Regions from separate parts of the Homo sapiens genome. Here region 2 is linked to region 1. The links are chromatin loops, found by intact Hi-C in ENCODE. Cell type or tissue: thyroid gland. All regions are shown on one strand. Each heading gives the region's core, and the rest is flanking DNA. Links, peaks and the distances in the headings are about the cores only. Region 1 has its middle 280 kb from the start of ACTL7B. Region 2 overlaps LOC105376205 (a long non-coding RNA gene).

Region 1 (2,923 bases), core at 302-2,801:
CCAGGAATGGAGGCCGCAGTGAGCTGTGATCACACCACCACACTCCAGCCTGGGTAATAGAGCGAGACTTAGTCTCAAAAAAACAACAAAAAATAAATAAATAAAAATGCATACTTATTCAATGGTACAAAGGCTATATCCCAACCTAAAATGCAGCATCATACTTTTCAGGAAAACAGAAGAAGCATTTCCATCAATGTCAGAAATAGGACAAGGTAGTTCTTTACCATCATTAGTATTTACACTTATTTTGGAGCTATTTGCCAGCACAATAGCTAAGATATAGAAATAATAGATGTTAAGAAATAAAAAAGAGGCAATAAATTCATTAACACTTGCAGATAATATCACTATTTGCTTAGACAATCCAAGGTAAACAATAAGCTTAAACCTCAGGATTTATAAATTCTTGAGTTTTTGGCGGTGGCATCAGAGAAATGAAAATAATCAAAAATATTTCCCCTGGAAAACATCGTGAACTCTCCCTGTTGATATTAAATGCACTAATCATGCCAAAGCGAATAGCATTGAAACAGAAATTTCAGTCTCAACACCACCATGACGTTTCATGTAAGCACCAAAGAAATACCCCTCCCCACAAAAAGAAAAGAAAATTCAAGAAAAGCAATTGACAAATGTTTAGAAACGATGTGAAAATTCTTCAGGTGGATGAATACAAAATTAATATACTGAAACCAATGACTTTCATATATGCAAACAAGAGCCAATTAGAAAATCTAATAAAAGGAAAACCCCATGTATGATACAAAAACAAGATAAAAGACCTAGCAATAGACAAGGTCAACATGAGGAAAACAGACCTACATGATCTACATACAAAAAATGTTTAAATGCTACTCAGAAAAAGAGAAAGCAAGCAGAAGGCATGCTATGCTGTTCAATAAGAACACTTGATATCACTTTTTAAAAATCAGTTATCTTAAATCAACCTACAAATTTGATACATTTTCAATAAAAAATAACAATGGGATTTTTTTTTTTTAACCAGACAAGAATATTCTAAAATTTACATAGGAAATAAATAAGAGTAATACAAAAAATGTCTGGGGGCAGGGGAGAAAAGAGTAATGAGTAGGACCAGCCTTACCAGGTATTTAATGTTTTAAAATCTATTAAAAATTAAAATAATGTGAGATAGTCTCAAGAACAGGTTGATCAATAGAATGGAGAGGAGGCCAGGAGCGGTGGCTCACGCCTGTAATCCCAACACTTTGGGAGGCTGAGGAGGGTGGATCACTTGAGGTCAGGAGTTCGAGATCAGCCTGGCCAACATGGTGAAACCTCTTCTCTATTAAAAATACAAAAATGAGCCTGGCATGGTGGTGTGTACCTGTAATCCCAGCTACTCAGGAGGCTGAGGCAGAAGAATCGCTTAAACTCGGGAGGCGGAGGTTGCAGTGAGCAGAGATTCTGCCACTGCACTCCAGCCTGGGCAGCAGAGTAAGTGGAACTCTGTCCCAAGAAAAAAAAAAATGGAGAAGAAAGTTCAAAATAAATACAAATGTATATTGGGATACATGTGAAGACAGGTAACATTTTAAATCAGTGGGTTGGAGAAGAATTTTTTGATAAATGATGTTTTCCCAACTAGGAAGGCATCTGGAAAGAAAAATAAAGTTGGATCCATACCTCACATCTTCCATGAAGATAAATTCTAGGTGTGTCAAAGATTTAAACATGAAAGAATAACATTTAAAAATGTTAGAACAAAGAAGAATCATTTTTTACATTTTCAAAGTAGGGAAGGCAGTCATTCTAACTATGACAGAAAACACAAACAAAAACAACAAAAAACTAATATGTGAGACTACATAAAAATTGCTACATCTGCCTTTTTTAAGTCAAAATAAAAGCAATCTGGGGAAAATCCTTGCAATACATATCATAGGTAAATGACTAACTTTTTTGAATTTACAAAAGAGCACCTACAAATCATTAAGAAAGAATGTAAACAGATAGTTCTTGAAATAAAATGCAAATGCTTCCCAAGCCATTGATAAGGGTGTCTCAGTATCACTGATACTTAGGGAAATGCAAATTAAAATCAAAATGAGATATCATTTATCACCTACCATTTTGGCAAAGTTCAAAATATTTGGTAACATATTGCATAGGCCAGGATGTGGGAAAAGAAGCATCCCTGACATGTCTGCTGGGACTGGGGATCGCCAAAACACCCATGAAGAGCAATGTGGCACTATCCATCAAAATGTTAAAAACACGTGTCCTTTGATCCAGCAATTCTGCTTCTAAGACTTTATTCTACTTGTCTGAAATGAGAAGTGTTCAAATATTTTCACTGCAACAGCCTTTGTACAACTTTTTGGAAACAGTACTTACATAAAGCAGTCTATGGGGACTGCTTAATTAAATTATAATGTATCCATATGTTATTTAAAAATAATATATCCATATGTTATTAAATTATAACGTATCCATATGTTATTTAAAAAGTTGCAGCAGCCCCATCTGTACTAAGATAATTTCTGTAATATACTTTCAGGTGAAAAAAGCCAGGTATAAAAAATAATAGAGAAAAGAAAATATGTTTGTACATGCATGGATTACCTCTGGAAAAAATACACAAAAGAATTGGTTATGATCAATCTTCTGAATAAAGAAACAGAGTGGCTAGGGAACAAGGGGGGAAATTCGTTTTTCACTGAGTATGCTTCTGTGCCTTTTAAATTTTGTAGCATAAGCATTATCTATAAAAAATTAATATAATTCTTTCAATATACACCATCTGCACCCCTCCCTGGTGTTCCTGTTTCTAGAATTGCAAATGGTGTATCTCAATACAGACTGAAAGGATCTGGAAACTGAAATGGATCTTACATCATCTAGTATGGTCTTGAATCTAACTCTTCAGTTCTCCTACAAACATGCTACTAAAAATGTG
Region 2 (2,923 bases), core at 240-2,739, 940 kb before region 1:
TTCACCATGTTAGCCAGGATGGTCTTGATCTCCTGACCTCAGGTGATCCAGCTGCCTCGTCCTCCCAAAGTGTTGGGATTACAGGTGTGAGCCACCACGCCTGGCTGGAGAGGGATACATTTTTAAGACTCACATAGAGTGCTGTTGCCCAGGAAAATGAACACGACTTGTCTAGGGTTAGGATGTCTGGGTTCTCCCTCAGCATGGTGTCTCACCAGCTCTGTGACCTTGGGCAAGTCCCTGTCCCTCTTTGGGCTTCCCCACCCCCACTTCTACAAGGAGCTGAAATTATGCGGTGGTTCTCAATACTGGCTGCATATTAGAATTGACTGAGGAAATTTAAAAAATACAAATGATCAGACCCTGTTCCCTAGAGACTCAGATTACATTGACTTTTTTTTTTTTTTTTTTTTTAAAGCTTACCAGCTAATTCTTAAAAGCAGTGAGGTTAAGAAGTATCCAATCACATGATCTTGGACACTATTCAGCTCGGTGAGTCTAACCGAAGAATGGCCCCATTTAGACCCCAAGGGCCCCCTGGTGAGACCTGCCTTCCATCTCTGCACTCTAAGTCACCTGCACATGCCTCGTGGTCCTGGACTTGAACTTAGGCTCTAGGGTAGCAGCAGAGGCGGTCTTCTGCTGAGGCTAAGAAGCAGAAATGCAAAGTCTGTTGAGAGAGGGGGATGGGTAGGAGCTGTGTGAGGAGGAACAGATTGAAGCTATTAACATTTGATCAGTTTGGTATTGTTCTTCTGGAGACCACAGCTTATGCGGCTGCTTAATAAATGTCTGGTCAGGGTCCAATCCAGAGCTGCCAAATGGGTGTTGCTATGGTTTCCGAGGAGTTTGTTTCCCACACAAGTTACTGCTTCCCACCCCAAACTGTGAAACACCAGAGTCTTCCCTCTGCTCCTTAACTCTGTCCCTTCCTAGAGGAGCCTGTGGTGAGAGAGAACATCTGCCTGGGCCTGGGGGACACACACGGGTCTCGTGTGACTGGCCGTCAGTGGCACCTGCCTGTGCCAGCTCCCTGAAGCAGGCCTTGTGCCTTCCCACTCTGTGCAATTTCAGGTGGGCCCATCGCTCAGCTGGTGTCATCTCAGCCTCCCAGATTTTAGGGTCTCTGCATCTGACCCTGTTGTCCTTGACTGGAGAAGAGGGGTGGTCAGAGGCTACGTTAGCAGGCAGTGTGTTTGTGTGTGTGTGAGTGTGTGCTTGTCAACACGAGCCAGTGTGGGGGTTCTCGTGACTCAACACGTGAAGATAAATGTGTGAATGTGTATGGATGAGTGTGTGTCGGTGCTTGTGTGTACTTGTCGGTGTGCGGAGTATGGCTCTGTGTTTGTCAGTGTGTATGTCTGGTGATGTATGTGTGGATGGCAAGAACTGGGAGTGAGCACGGGCAATGCTGCTAAATCTGAAAATGTATTATGACAGATTTACAATAAATGAACACTTACAAAGTCCAACATACAAACACTCGTGTAAATGCCATCCAGCCTAACAGATAAAATGTTACCAAATACAGCTTAAACTTTCCCTGCGTTCTTTCCTGATTGTATCTCCCTTTTCCTCCCTTTTCCTCCTGTTGTGAATTTGTGAATTGATCTTTCCCAGAATGATACACTCTGTTTCAATAAGTAAGCTTCTTCCAGTGTTGAATCTTTCTCTAAAACATAGTCAATGAAGTGTGAGTATGGTGTGTATGTGCGCAAGCCCATATGTTGGGTGGCTGTGAGTTGTTGGGGAAGACTGGAGAAAAAGAATTTGAAAGTGCTCTCAGCATGCAGTGGCATCTTCTAGATGTGTGACGGAAGGGAAACTTCCTAACCTCTCTGAGACTGTTTTTCATCTATAAAATGAATGAGATGAGAATGAAATTATATAAGATGTGTGAAAAGAAATGGCACATAGTTGGAACTCAACCAGTTCTGATTTTTTTAAAAAAATGTATCTATTAAAGAGGAGGCAAGGCCAGCCAACCTTGCAGAAGGAAAACAAACAAATCAGACATACATTATTCAGGGGAGGTGGAGGTGTGCTGGCTTGAGCTGGATCCTTCCCTCCCTCTCTTTTTCTTTTTGATTCCTTAGGACTTTCCTCTTTTGGAGCGGTGGTATGTCAGCACAGTGGAAATTCGAATAGGGGCAGTTTTTGTCCCAACAAAGGACTGGACTGTGATGGAAGGTCCCCTGCCTGTTCACTGCTAAATAGAACTGCATGTAAATAAGATCATTTGAGCTGTGGTGGGTTTTGAATACACAACCATCAAGGTAAATGAGCATTCCAAAGAAATCCTGGCTCTCAGACAATGCCTGAGTTAAAATGAAACTTGCTTGAAAATTAAAGCCAATGTTCAGGCTTCAGGTCATGTGAGGAAATGGGAGGCATTTGCCGGTTCATTCACCCATGCGCTCATTCACCTAGCTGCATCCTGGATTTACAAAGGTGGAAAGGATCATTCTAGCAGGAGAGAGAGAGACAGTGAGGAGTTAAAGATAAGACATTTGCTGCTATCTCGGAAAATATACAGCCTAAGTGGAAACGCACAGCAACCCTCCCTTGCTTCTGTTCTGACTGTGTCTACTATGTGCCTCAGACCGGCTAGACACCAGGAGGAACAGAGAAGCTGAAGACATGACGTGCCAACCAGCTAATGTAAAGATAGGATAAGTGTGAATAAAGAGTTGACAGAGGAGGGTTAGAAGGACACTGCCATTTATTGAGCACTCACTTTGTACCAGGCACTATGTGGGGGTCTGGTGGGTTGTGGGGGTAGCATTTAGCCTAAATTAACCATTGCAACAATTGTTGAGTCAGTATTATTATCCCTGTTTTACAGGTGAACAAACTGAGTCTTAGAGGGGTTAAGGTCTTTGCCTGGTAAACATCAGCACAGGGAATCAAATCCAAGTGTTTC

What was found. Peaks named below come from ENCODE experiments on the same cell type or tissue, not always from the same donor. Only the 100,000 strongest peaks of a DNase experiment are listed, where the experiment ranks them.
Region 2: it touches region 1 in a loop (9-fold over the local background); 3 of 110 quality-filtered maps call a loop at or near these places.

Annotation. Positions count from the first base shown.
Region 1 is chr9:108,570,697-108,573,619 of GRCh38, forward strand. No RefSeq gene overlaps it. Among named protein-coding and RNA genes, the nearest start is that of ACTL7B, 280 kb to the right of the region's middle. In thyroid gland, for the core only: no CTCF peak of the experiment used is centred there; no DNase peak of the experiment used is centred there.
Region 2 is chr9:107,631,188-107,634,110 of GRCh38, forward strand. It overlaps LOC105376205 (a long non-coding RNA gene), which reads left to right. Exons shown (of 9, transcript XR_930217.2): 8 at 419-492. Among named protein-coding and RNA genes, the nearest start is that of KLF4, 140 kb to the left of the region's middle. RefSeq lists an enhancer at 1,113-1,750. In thyroid gland, for the core only: no CTCF peak of the experiment used is centred there; no DNase peak of the experiment used is centred there.